Regions from separate parts of the Homo sapiens genome. Here all the other regions are linked to region 1. The links are chromatin contacts, found by Hi-C or POLR2A ChIA-PET in ENCODE. All regions are on one chromosome and are shown on one strand. The core of a region is the stretch at or near the end of the contact, and the rest is flanking DNA. Distances in the headings are between cores, read along the strand shown. Region 1 holds the start of ANO10 (anoctamin 10). Region 2 overlaps ANO10 (anoctamin 10). Region 3 has its middle 79 kb from the start of ABHD5.

Region 1 (4,116 bases), core at 883-3,382:
TGCCATTTATGCTGTCCAACAATTTGCTATACTTAACAGAAAGTTTTAATTTGTTAATTGTGGAGATGAAATAAGATTATACAAGAGAAAATGACTTTTATATTTCCATTCATTTTTCTTCCTAATTCCTCCAGCCACATAAATATAAGAAAATGAAATTATATGGAGGATGGCCGTGCGTTCTAGGATGAGAAGATAAGAAGAGTACAATTTAAAAACAAAAGTCTAAGGAGTAATTCATGTCTAAACTTATTGAAGTTCATAAATAATTTGTCCTGATTTTCAGAAGAAAGAGAGAACTTCTGAACATAACCACACAGGACCTACAAAAAGATAGCTGCACAAAAACTGGTTAATAATGTTGTGAGCTGCCATGATAGCATCGGAGGACTAGAAAGAATGACAAACTGCTCCTACCAAGTAACGAGTCTTCTGCTCCTTTCTTTTAGTTTCCCTGCCTCCTGCCTGGAACCTGGAAGACCCAGAGAAGGGTGGGGAGTAAAGAACAGACCAGCCTTCTCCGCACTGCAGTTTGTTGAGGCATTGATCTGGCCAAAGCTGGATGTATGGAGGCAGAAAGTGTTCATTCATTTTTTAAATTTTTCATTTCAGAATTATTGCTTGTCTGCTATGGACCTAACACTGTTCTAAACATTGGGGCTGGTAATCCTCCATTATCTGTGGGAGATACATTCCAAGATCCACAGTGGATGCTTGAAACTGAGGATAGTATAAAACTCTATGTATACTATGTTTTTTCCTACACATACATACATACTATGATAAAGTTTCATTTATAAATTAGGTACAGTAAGGGATTAACAACAATGAATAATAATAAAATAGAACAATTATAAAAATAGACTGTAATAAAAGGTGAATATGGTCTCTCTCTCTCTCTCCAAATATCTTATTGTTCTGGCCTCACCTATTTTCAGACTGTGGTAGACCCTGGGTAACTAAAAACACTTAAAGCCGGCAGGGCGCGGTGGCTCACGCCTGTAATCCCAGCACTTTGGGAAACCGAGGCAGGCGGATCACCTGAGGTCAGGAGTTCTAGACCAGCCTGGCCAACATAGTGAAACCCTGTCTCTACAAAAAATACAAAAATTAGCTGGGCATGATGGTGCGCGCCTGTAATCCCAGCTACTCAGGAGGCTGAGGCAGGAGAATCGCTTGAACCCGGGAGGCGGAGGTTGCAGTGAGCCGAGACTGCGCCACTGCACTCCAGCCTGGGTGACATTGCGAGGCTCTATCTCAAAACAACAACAACAAAAAGTCAAAAAGTGTGGTGGACAGAAGAAATAGGAGAGCAGGTAAGGAAATGGTGGGGTGAGGAGCAGATGAGAACAGGTATTAAGTAGGATGGTCAGAAAGGGCCTCAGGGAGAAAGTGAGAGCCCAGCAAACACTGAGGGAGGTGAGGAAGTGAGCCAAGCAGCCAACCGAGGGAAGAGCTTTCTGGGCAGAAGGAATGGCTGGGGCAGACTCTGAGCCTGGAGGTGGAAAGGTGTCTGGCGATTTCTAGGAGGAGCAAGGGTTTTGGGATTTGGCTGTGGTTGGATGTTAGGTTTTAATTATAAAAGGATCTGCGTTTTTCACAACTTGAAAGTGAGCTACAGTTAAAATGAGACTTGTTCTTATACCTGAAAGTGACCAGAAAATTAGGTTCTGGTCTTTAAGAGATGGAAGAGGGAAATGTGAAGGGGCGTATTCCTTTCCCCTGCCCCGACCGCTCGCGGTTGGAGAGCCCAGCCACATGCCGCCCCGGCTCGGAGTGACAGCCCAACCAGGCCTCTGCCTTCTCGGCCGCGCCTCTCCCGCTGCCGTCCGGATTTCGATGGGTGGTACAGTACGTTAGGCACGCCCCTCCCTTTCTCCCGGCCTGGTCTCCTGTTCCAGGCGACAGCCCAATGAGGGCTGCCTTTTTTTCTTCGGACCGGTTCCAGTCTAGGTTCTCGTCCACTACGATCGCCCAGTGAGGCCCCGCCCCTCCCACCGCAGTTCCGCCCCTCCCGGAGCTACCGCCCAGTGAGGCCCCGCCTCTCCCGCCGCGGCCCCGCCCCCCTGCGTGTGACCGCATCTAGGCCCCGCCGCGTCCGCCACGCCCAGCGCTCGGCGGCGCCCGCCCCACTGGCCTGGCCCGCCCCCCGCACCGAGCACTCTTTCGCCCGGCCTCCGGTTCTCGCCGGCTCTCGGACCCGCCTCCGAAGACGTGGAGCGCTGCGGCGGCTGGTGAGTCGGGGAGGGCACCTCGGACCCCCCAGCTGTCCGCAGCAGAGCCCGGCCCCTTGCAGCCACAGAGCCCCGGCCGCTGCAGGCTCCAGGAGCTCCGCCTGGTCGCCGCCCTGCGTTCCCGGGCCGCCTCCCGGTGCCAGCACCCCTGGGGATGGGAAGTGGGACCAGGATGGGCGCGGGGGCTGTGGGGGCAGGGACGAGTGAAGGTGTTGCGGGGAGCGGCGGTCGCAGGGGAGGGGAGAGGTTTGTGGAGGGGATTATGGGTCTGGGGCGAGGGTTTGAGTCCTGAGAGAAAGGCGGTGAGGCGGAAATTTGGGGCTGGTGAAGTCAGGATGGAGGATGTTGGGGGCCTCAGCGCTTTGGGGAAGGAGGCAGTGAGTGGGGTGGTCGGCGGAGCGGAGTGAAGGGTGGTTTTTAGAAGGGTCAGCTCGCGGGTCCCGGGGTTCTTGCTTCCCGGGCAGTCCGGGGATCAGGGCGGACTAGGCTGTCTCCAAGCAGGTTTGGCCGGAGCGGGCTTGCAGGATAATGCTCACATCGAGGTGACTGAGTTTCCAGGCTTTTGACTGGGACATACTGTACAGTTTAAATAATAGATACCTGTCTGGCTAGTGCCTGGGACACCTGAGAAACGTGGATGGAATGGGGTTCTCCCCTATAGGCAGCGTCTGATTTTGTGGGTGCCTTCACAGCACCAGCATTGGTGTGCGCTGCCTTCTGTAAAACCTTATATTCCAGCAGGACGGTGTATGGAGATCCCAGACTTAAAAAGTGCAGCTGAGGTTTATTCAGACTCAAGACACAGTTGTATCATATTGCCTTAAATCCTGCGGAGTTTAAATCTAATCCTGTGGGGTTTAAAGCGGTTAAATCCACTTTGTAGTGTCTACTTTTAATTTAAAGTCATACAAATCTAGAGGACTAGATGTTTTCTAAGGGCCCATTCTGCATGATAAACAGTTTAAAATTCGCTATGGAAAGTAAATCATCTGTTCTGAACAGCTGTTGCTGAAAGAATCGTAGAGTTGCAGATGAATGAAATTTGAAAGATCTAAAATAATGGAAGGGCATAGAAAAGTCTTGATAAATTGAAGTGTGTAAATGCACTTAAACCCACTGAAACTTTTTTCTTTTTGTTTTTTTTGAGACGGAGTCTTGCTCTGTCGCTCAGGCTGGAGTGCAGTGGCACAATGTCTGCTCACTGCAACCTCCGCCTCTCGGGTTCAAGCGATTCTCCCGAGTAGCTGGGATTATAGGCGCCTGCCACCATGCCCGGCTAATTTTTGTGTTTTTAGTAGAGATGGGGTTCCACCATGTTGGCCAGGCTGGTCTTGAACTCCTGACCTCAGGTAATCCTCCCACCTCGGCCTCCCAAAGTGCTGGGATTACAGACGTGAGCCACTGTGCTGGCCAACTTTTTTCATTGTAGACAACTTGGAAGACAGAGAAAATTATAAGGATGAAAATTAAAATCTGTAGTTTTGCCACATGTAATAACATTTTGATGCATTTCTTCCTAATTTTTGTATTTTTGTGTATATGAATGTACACAAAATTAGGGTAGTATTGTTACCTAATTGGGGTAATATTGTTATATTACTTCATACTTTTGCTTTTTCTTTCCACCTTACATTTTCTCACTTAGCATTTTTGTGGATCAAATTCTTCTTAAACATCTTTGAAAATGCTTGTATAATCATTCATCATGTGGATTCATTCTTTTTTTAAATATTAGAGTTTTAGTTATGTGCCTAGTACTGTGCTTGGAGGTGAAAAATCAGTGTTCCTCAAATGGATATATTTGTCATGGCTTGCATGAGAGCTGTACTAAGCCTTTTTCTCATCTGTCAGTTAAATTGTCTCTAGCCTTCTGTTTTTATAA
Region 2 (4,116 bases), core at 623-3,122, 240 kb after region 1:
ATGTGAGTTCTTATGTGTCAGGTGAGTCTCCTGAAGGCAGCAGCAGATACTTGGTTGGTGAATTCTTTTCCCTTCTGCCATTCTGTATCTTTTAAGTGAAGCATTTAGGCCATTTACATTCAACATTAGTGACATGGGTTGACCATGTCCTGGCCCAGATCTCATCTTGAATTGTAGTTTCCATAATCCCCATGTGTCATGGGAGGGCCCAGTGGGAGCTGTTTTAATCATGGGGGCGGTTACCCTCATGCTGTTCTTCTCATGGTGGCGGGTGAGTTCTCATGAGATCTGATGGTTTTATAAGGGGCTTGTACCCCTTTGCTCGGCGCTTCTCTCTCCTGCCACCATGTGAAGAAGGACGTATTTGCTTCCCCTTCCGCCATGATTGTATGTTTCCTGGGCCATGCGTAAATGTGAGTTAATTAAACCTCTTTTCTTTGTAAATTATCCAGTCTTGGGCACTTCTTCATAGCAGCGTGAGAACGGATTAATACAGTTAGTATTGAGATGTGAGGTACTATTCTATTCAACATGCTATTTGTTGCCTGAATGCCTTGTTTTTTTCATTGTGGTGGTGTTTTATAGGTCCTGTGAGATTTATACTTTAAGGAGGTTCTATTTTGGTGTATTTTGAGGATTTGTTTCAAGATTTAGAGCTCCTTTTAGCAGTTTTTATAGTGCTGGCTTGGTAGTGGCGAATTCTCTCAGCATTTGTTTGTCTGAAAAAGACTGTATCTTTCCTTCATTTATGAAGCTTAGTTTCGGTAGACACAAAATTCTTGGCCAATTGTTTTGTTTAAGGAGGCTAAAGATAGGACCCCAATCCCTTCTAGCTTGTAGGGTTTCTGATGAGAAATCTGCTGTTAATCTGATAGGTTAATCTGATAGGTTCCTTTGTAGGTTACCTGATGTATTTGCCTCCCAGCTCTTAAGATTCTTTCCTTCATCTTGACCTTAGATAGCCTGATGACTATGTCCCTAAGTGATAATCTTTTTGTGATGTATTTCCCAGGTGTTCTTTGAGCTTCTTGTATTTGGATGTTAGATTTCTAGCAATGCTGGAGAAGTTTTCCTCAATTATTCCCTCAAATATGTTTTCCAAACTTTTAGATTTCTCTTCTTCCTTGAGAACACCAATTATTCTTAGGTTTGGTTGTTTAACATAATCCCAAACTTCTCGGAGGCTTTGTTAATTTTTTTAAATTCTTTTTCTTTGTCAGATGGGGTTAATTTGAAAGCCTTGTCTTTGAGCTCTGAAATTCTGTCTTCTGTTGGTTCGATTCTGTTGCTGAGACTTCCAGTGCATTTTGCAGTTCTCTAAGTGCATCCTTAATTTCCAGAAGTTGTGATGGTTTTTTATTTATGCTATCTATTTCACTGGAGATTTTTCCATTCATATCCTGCATCATTTTGTTTTTTATTTATTTAAGTTGGACTTCGCCTTTCTCTGGTGCCTCCTTGATTGGCTTAATAGTCAACCTTCTGAATTCTTTTTCTGGCAATTCAGAGATTTGATCTTGGTTTGGATCCATTGCTGGTGAGCTAGTGTGATCTTTTGGGGGTGTTAAACAACCTTGCCTCTGCTGTATCACACAGGTCATCAGGGAAGTTGGGGAAAGCTGGCAGCCACAGCCCTCACCCAGCTCCTATGCAGCCCACAGCCCAAAAGGCCAGTCTCCCTCCCACCGTGCCCCCACAACAGCGCTGAGTTTATTTCCAGGGCTGAGAACTTTCTCTAGGCTACATGCCTCCCAGCTGAGAAAGCAAGCAGACTCACAGTTCCTGGCTGTCCCACAGAGCCTGGAGGCAGTCCATCTCCTTTAAAGGGTCTGTGGATTCTCTTGGCTTTCCTGGTATGTTCCTGCAGTAGTTCTTGGAGCAAAAGTTCACGATGTGGGCCTCCACACACTGCTCTGTTTGCCTGAGTGGAAGCTGCAAGTTAGTCCTTCCTTCTATTTGCCATTTTCAGGTTCAGGGCTCACTCCTCACTTCTTCTAAGTTCTCCAATTGCAAAAGCACATTCAATATTTTTAATAAAAAACATATGCTTTAAATATTATCCAATTAATTACTAACAGTACCCGACTAAAATATGTAACCTGGAGGAAAAAGAAAGACAGTCTGTTGGTAGTTCAGTGCTGTATGTATCCCAAGATGTGTTTTGATGGCCTTTTGTCACCAACTGGGACAGCATTGTGTCACTTGAGTTCTAGATTTGCGAAAATATTGACTGGCTGCCGTGTGTGCTCAGGATCCTGTAGCATAGCAGTGAGGAATGTTCAATGATGTTTTCATCAACCTGTATTTAGTGATCAGTATTGGTTACAGGGACTGCCACTCAGGAAGGGATATAGGTAATGGAAAATTAAAGTGAAATGAAAGGTGTTGGGAAGAAGCAGTAATTAATCCTGCTTGTTGAGGTTTCTAGGTGGGAATGAGTAAAAATTAACTTTTCTGAGGGAAAATGATGTCAAGTGAATAAAGGCTAGAATCCCTGCCTAACACTTACTGTGTTGTTCCTACACAAAAATCAAGCATAGTCAAGTCAACCATCCCTGGCTCCAGCTTTACCCAGGCTCTATAGAAGGGGTGCCTAGTGCCTGCAATTCTGATGACTCACAGCCGTCATCACCCAGGGGTAGCCCTTCTCAACTGGCCAGGAACAGGGCCCTGCTCTGGGGGGAAGGGTACATGGTAATCTCTTGTACAGTGAGGGGATATAGAGTTTTAAAAATCATAATGTTGTAATTATCAATTTTGTTTTACTCATAATAGTAATATTGAAATTTTAAATGACATTATAGAAGATATAGATATTTGCATTTATCAAAGGGCCATACAGTGTTCAGATGTGGGGAAAACTGCCCTGGGAAAGATTGTAAAGGTGATGGGAAACATTTATACTTTCTCTGCGGTCTGCAGTTGTGGCTGCATTTCATAAGGATCTGTTTTCACCTTGGTGATGGCCTTAGTGTTTCTTAAGAATGGAACCAATCCCCTCTGCCACCACCAGGGGTCCTTTGATGCCTGGGTGCCTCCTTTACCTTCCTAGGTGTGCAGAAAGTGGGTGCAGAGCTTTTCTGGGCAGAGAAGGAGCTCACCCTTTGGCAGCTGCTCCTACTCATCCCACTTTCACTTTCCTTGTGGCCACTGGCAGTGTTTTCTTAGATTAAAGGTTGTTCTCCCTTTATAGTTAAGAGTAATATTTACTAAGTTGTGTTGAAACTGATGTGGGCAGTGGACTGTCTCCTGCATTTCATTTAGTAGGCTCTTACTTCATCCTTTAACTTTCTAAACTGAGTTTCTTTCTCATGCGACAGTGAAATTGTGTCCCCTCATACTCCATGAGTCGGGACTGCAGTGGGAGGCTGGACACTGGATTACCTCTGATCACCAAGGCATCTTTTCTCAGATGGCCACCACTGTGCCACCCCAGTTCAGGGTCCTTTTAGAGACTCTTTGATTTCTAGAGTGTTTATTCCTATTCTTTGGGCTTTTAAACTTTTGTGTCATTCCTTGATCTAACCAAACTGTCAAGGCTTCAATTCCTGGATCTGTAAATGTCACCTAGCCATGGCTTTCACTGAAGGAGCCTGCGGGGGTTTCTTTGGAACAGCCACTTGTGCTTGGTGTCCACTGGCCTGGCCACGCCTCCTCTTCTGGCCTGAACCTGAGCCCTGGCTCTCTAGCTATCAACATGGAACCTCAGATCAAAGATGAGGGCTGGCTAGATGGTCATCTTGGCCTTGGATGGTCACAGACCTCTCTGGGTCTTATCTCCCAAGGGCCCCAGGTGACCTGTATGACAACATAGGGGGTTCTCTGGCTTGTGAAAGAACAATGCTGCCGCCCTCCTTGGCTCCAAGGGCTTCCAGACCAGAAAGTAGTTATTCCTGAAGGACTTGGCACCCTTCCTCCCAGGCAAGGAGGAGGGAGAGCCTTCCTGAAGAAGTGATGCTGTGGGCCCTGTGCGGGGGCTCACACCTGTAATCCCAGTGCTTTGGAAGGCCGAGGCAGGCAGATCACTTGAACCAGGAGTTCAAGACAAGCCTGGGCAACATGGTGAAACCCCATCTCTACAAAATATGCAAAAAATTAGCTGGGTGTAGTGGCACA
Region 3 (4,116 bases), core at 732-3,231, 150 kb before region 1:
GCACACCTGTTTGTATATTATACTTTAATATTAATCTATCTCTCTGTCTCTGTCTCTTTCTCTCTCTGTCACTCTCACTCTTTCATAATCCTTGTTCATACTCATCTCCCGGGAATACTGTGAGAATCAGAGGGGCTGATGTACTTGGCAACGATCTGTAGACCACCAAGCACTAGAAGAGGAAGAGGACACCCATCATCACAGAGCAGGTGGCCTCACACACCCACACCTATCAGAACTGGGACTGGCAAGAGGCAGTGGGACGGCATTTAGAGAAGAGGCTGGAAGAAGGCAGATTCCACCCCGCACCAGCTGTGCTGCTTAGGCAATTCTTTGACTCCTCTGTCCCAAGTGTATCTGCCTGTAAAGTGGGCACAATAACCATTGCTTCACAGGATAAACGCCAACAGGGTGGGCTAACTATGCAAATACATGACAGATGCCTCCTACAGCTGCCCACACTTCTTCTCCCCACCTACCTGCTGGCTTTAGTCCTTCCTTGTGCTCTCAGTGGCTGCTGCTGTCTGACCAGCCCCCTGCTGCCCCCCTGCCTGCTCCTGTGTGAGGGCACTTTGGGGCCAGATGCCATGCAAGATGACACGGAGGAGGCAAGGCAAAGCTGGCCCTCAAGGGTCCACCCTGGGGTCCTGATTCCAGGCCTTCTCAGGTTCCACTCTCCCCTCCTCTGTACACAGACCACTCTCCTGCTCTCTTCGTTAAGGTGTTTAACCTTCCAAAGCCTCAATATACTTGTGTGTAATAAAAAGAAAAGAAATAACAGGTTCAAGAAACCAGACAGCAGCGTGAGGATAGAGGTGACAGCCTTCACTGTTGGAAGCATCTTTTCTTGGCTCTGAGCGGTAAAGCAATGCACCCAGGGTCACAAAGACAGAGGTGGCAGCCAGGATTTTAGCCCAAGTGGCCTGACGCCAAAGTCTTGTCTCCCTCTCAATGCAGCTGTGTAGTGGGGCTAGACCCCAGTCTTCTCCATCTTCTCCCCTGATGTCCAATCTAAGCACAAGCAAGGGGCTTGCTGTGGAACCACAGCTTCAGACAAGCCCCAGCCACACCCACCTCCACTGAACGGCCACCTCTTCCTGCCACTTTGATGCAGAGATAGGAGCTGTGCCAACGCAGAGCTGCCCACAGTGGAGAGGGAGTGGAGGGTGGAGCTGATGCTCGTCTCTCAGGACTGCTTTCCCAGTGCCAATATCTAGGTCACCCTCCTGATCCCCAGTGTGATGACTCACCACTCGCCTCTGTCACAGCCTGATAAAGAACTCGAGCCATTAAGAAATGGAACAAATTACTAAATGGGAGGCACAAGAGAAACCCAGGATTAAATTAGTTCATTATTCATAAATCATAAATGACTCTTCCTCTCACTGATGCTTGTCTCTGTCTACCTACTGGCCTTGCAAGAGCAACAGACTTCTATAGGCAGGAGGTCAGAGACACAGGAGGCCCAGGCTGAGGGCCCCAGGGTTGGCAGCCACCTTTAGGCAAAACGGCTGGGCTGGCCTCGGCCCGTTGCCTCTGAGCTGCTCTCTGGACTGCAGGGTCTTGGAACTGAGTCGCCGGGTTTGTAGGGCGAACACTGCAGTGCCTGCTCCATGGCCTGCTGTGCCATGGAAAGGTTCTGATACCTGAGGTGTCTAGTATGGTTGAGACACAGTTGTTGTGTGGGCCGGGTTGCCTCTGTGAAGTATGTCACCTCTGTGCACCGGATCATCTCTGTGGAGTGTGTCCCTGAGGGCCATATCACCTTTGTGAAGCATACCACCTCTGTGGAGCATGTCACCTCTGTGGGCCAGGTCACCTCTGTGGAGTGTGTCACCTCTGTGGCCTGTGTCACCTCTGTGGAGTGTGTCACCTCTGTGGTCTGTGTCACCTCTGTGGCTTGTGTCACCTCTGTGGGCCATGTCACCTTTGTGGGCCAGGTCACCTCTGTGGAGTATGTCACCTCTGTGGAGCATGTGACCCCTGTGGGTCATGTCACCTCTTTGTGGGCCATGTCCCCTTTGTGGGCTGTGTCACCCATTGGGGAGTGTCACCTCCTCAGAGCATATGACATTTCAGGGCATATGTCATTCCTGGAATGTGCCTCCTCTCTGACGGGCGTGTCTCATGACCGAGAGTTCCTTGATGCTTTTCTGTCCTGGCTGGAAAAAGGAGCAGCCTGGGCCCCTCCCGGGGCCTGCCGTGCTTGGAATGGAGCCAGGACGGAGAGGGACCAGCCAACCCAGTGCCAAGGACGCCAGGGCATCTGTTCCCCAGCCCGGAAGGAGATCCCGCCCCGCTCTCAGTCAGGCCCCGCCCTGCAGGTCTGCAAGCCTCCTCCAAGGAAGGCGGAAGGAGCCGGGGCCGTGTCTCAGGGAGCCCGAGAGGCGGAGCCCGGGAGGAGGCCTGAGTGGGCTGGGGAGGGAACGAACCCTACCAGGATACTGGAAAGGGACACGAGAGAGAGGAGCCGCCCCCTGCTGGTCACAGCTGGGAAAGGCGCTGCAATCAAACTCAGTCCCAGGGCACGGTGCCAAGGGAGGCGGAGGAACTGCAGTGGTTCCCGATGGACATCTTGTTGCTCTTAGTGTCACCCCAGCGCATGCATGATTCCTAAGCTATGGGTCAGGGAGTCCCAAACAAACAGCAGTGTTATTCTGGAACTACTTGGATGAGGGTATTTTCCTAACTAGAGCTTACTGGGATTGTGCAAGTGGCAGGGACTACTCTCTAGGTCACCCGACGTAAGGGGCCAGTTGTATTTGAAGGGTGAGCCAAGACTAGAACAGAGGTGAAGGGAGGTGAAAAGGTGACCAAACAGCTGGGTGCTGCAAAGTGCCTGACAGCAGGAGGTGGACACAGGTTCTTATGTAACAGCAGTAAGTGCCATATGCTAACAGCCTGCCATGTGCCAGCTGTACCCAGGGTCTCTGAACCTAGCAGTGTCCCTATGCACATCTCACAGGTGAGGAAAATGAGATCTAGTAAGTGACAAGTGTCTAAGCCAGGATTTTAATCCAGGTCTGAAGAACTTCAGAATCCATGTTTTATTCATGTCACTTCTGAATTTGGGCCCATTAGCAGGGCCAATGTGCTGGCATCTTAGCAGCAGCTAAAGCAGGCATCTGCAGCCCCCTCTTGGTCTTGCCACACAGTCCTGGCTACACTGACATTCTAATTGGGAGGAAGGTCAGATTTCTCCATTCTCCATATCCAAATTCATCTTGTCCACTTTGATTCTTGGATTTGATCACTTCCCACCCCACCTCTTACTTAACTGTTCCCTGGGCAAAATTCCAGCCTTAGCCAGAAGGGCACTGTTCCTACTAAAGTCAGAAGTCAGAACTTCCTCCCTTCAGCCTCTCCAAGCTCCTTCACAGCCGGCTCCTAGACTCAGCCTGCTGCTGACATGCACAGACAGTGCCCTGGCCCGTCACTGAAGCTCCCTGGGATCCCACAACCCATCTGACTCGACACTGATTTTTACAGCTTTGCAAATAGTTGCCTTAGTTCCCTTCCCCTGAATGCATTATAAAGTTAAAGGGAGAAAAAGAAGTCTTTAAAAAATCCCCCAGCTATCTTAATTAACATGCAGAATGCTTTTCTGGCAGTGCACAGGCTGTGATAAAACGGGAAGCTTCTTAACACAACATATATTTAATCTGTGGCATTCGCTTCCACATGAAATTCAATCAGATATTTTAAGGGAGTTAACAAGGGCTCTCAGATCGAACTGTGAATAAATGCAGGTGTGATAAATACACTCAAGCTACTGAGATGTTTTATCAAATGATAAAGGTGTTGAGTGGGGTGGGGTTGAAGGACAAACCTTAATTCTAATTCTGTACGTTGTCAAAGAGGGTAGGAGAATTTATTAGACAATGCCAGGGCGATCTAATGACCCATTGCCTCTGAAAAATCAATTAAACTTGCTCATTTGTTCTGTTTTTCCAGGAATCTTTAATTCAAGTCTGCCGTATGCCAGGCACGAGGGAGGCAGTGACCAACCAATAACGCAGTTCCAGTCTCTGCCCTCAGCCCCAGCTCTGCCTGATGAAACTCACAATCTAATAGGGAAAGGTGGATAATAAACAAGTAAACAAATGCAAATGATAA

What was found. A loop is a pair of places that touch in the nucleus more often than their neighbours do. ChIA-PET counts read pairs that join two places held with the same protein, here RNA polymerase II (POLR2A). Pooled maps may share reads with other maps.
Region 2: a loop to region 1 is called in a map of CD8-positive, alpha-beta T cell, with 3 times the contacts of the local background. The contact joins the enhancer-like site here to the promoter of ANO10 in region 1. A Hi-C loop is called at or near these places in 1 of 168 maps with a recorded cell type or tissue (CD8-positive, alpha-beta T cell) and 9 of 50 pooled maps. POLR2A ChIA-PET finds 5 or more read pairs at or near these places in 2 of 52 experiments (HepG2 and activated T-cell).
Region 3: a loop to region 1 is called in a map of gastrocnemius medialis, with 9 times the contacts of the local background. The contact joins the enhancer-like site here to the promoter of ANO10 in region 1. A Hi-C loop is called at or near these places in 16 of 168 maps with a recorded cell type or tissue (Calu3, PC-3, PC-9 and 12 more) and 26 of 50 pooled maps. POLR2A ChIA-PET finds 5 or more read pairs at or near these places in 2 of 52 experiments (BJ and activated T-cell).

The regions. Positions count from the first base shown.
Region 1 is chr3:43,620,027-43,624,142 of GRCh38, reverse strand. It overlaps ANO10 (anoctamin 10), which reads left to right and starts at 2,132. Exons shown (of 13, transcript NM_018075.5): 1 at 2,132-2,234. RefSeq lists enhancers at 558-1,210, 1,211-1,863 and a silencer at 1,919-2,418.
Region 2 is chr3:43,377,232-43,381,347 of GRCh38, reverse strand. The region is part of intron 12 of ANO10 (anoctamin 10); the gene reads left to right. Among named protein-coding and RNA genes, the nearest start is that of SNRK-AS1, 27 kb to the right of the region's middle. RefSeq lists a silencer at 2,877-3,171. Within about 2 kb of position 1,872, at least 7 of the 41 ENCODE cell types and tissues checked have a DNase peak (open chromatin) inside an H3K27ac peak, as active enhancers do.
Region 3 is chr3:43,767,981-43,772,096 of GRCh38, reverse strand. No RefSeq gene overlaps it. Among named protein-coding and RNA genes, the nearest start is that of ABHD5, 79 kb to the right of the region's middle. RefSeq lists an enhancer at 1,133-1,632 and a silencer at 2,391-2,570. Within about 2 kb of position 1,981, at least 24 of the 41 ENCODE cell types and tissues checked have a DNase peak (open chromatin) inside an H3K27ac peak, as active enhancers do; they include PC-9, ascending aorta, dorsolateral prefrontal cortex and 4 more, where a contact is called at or near this core.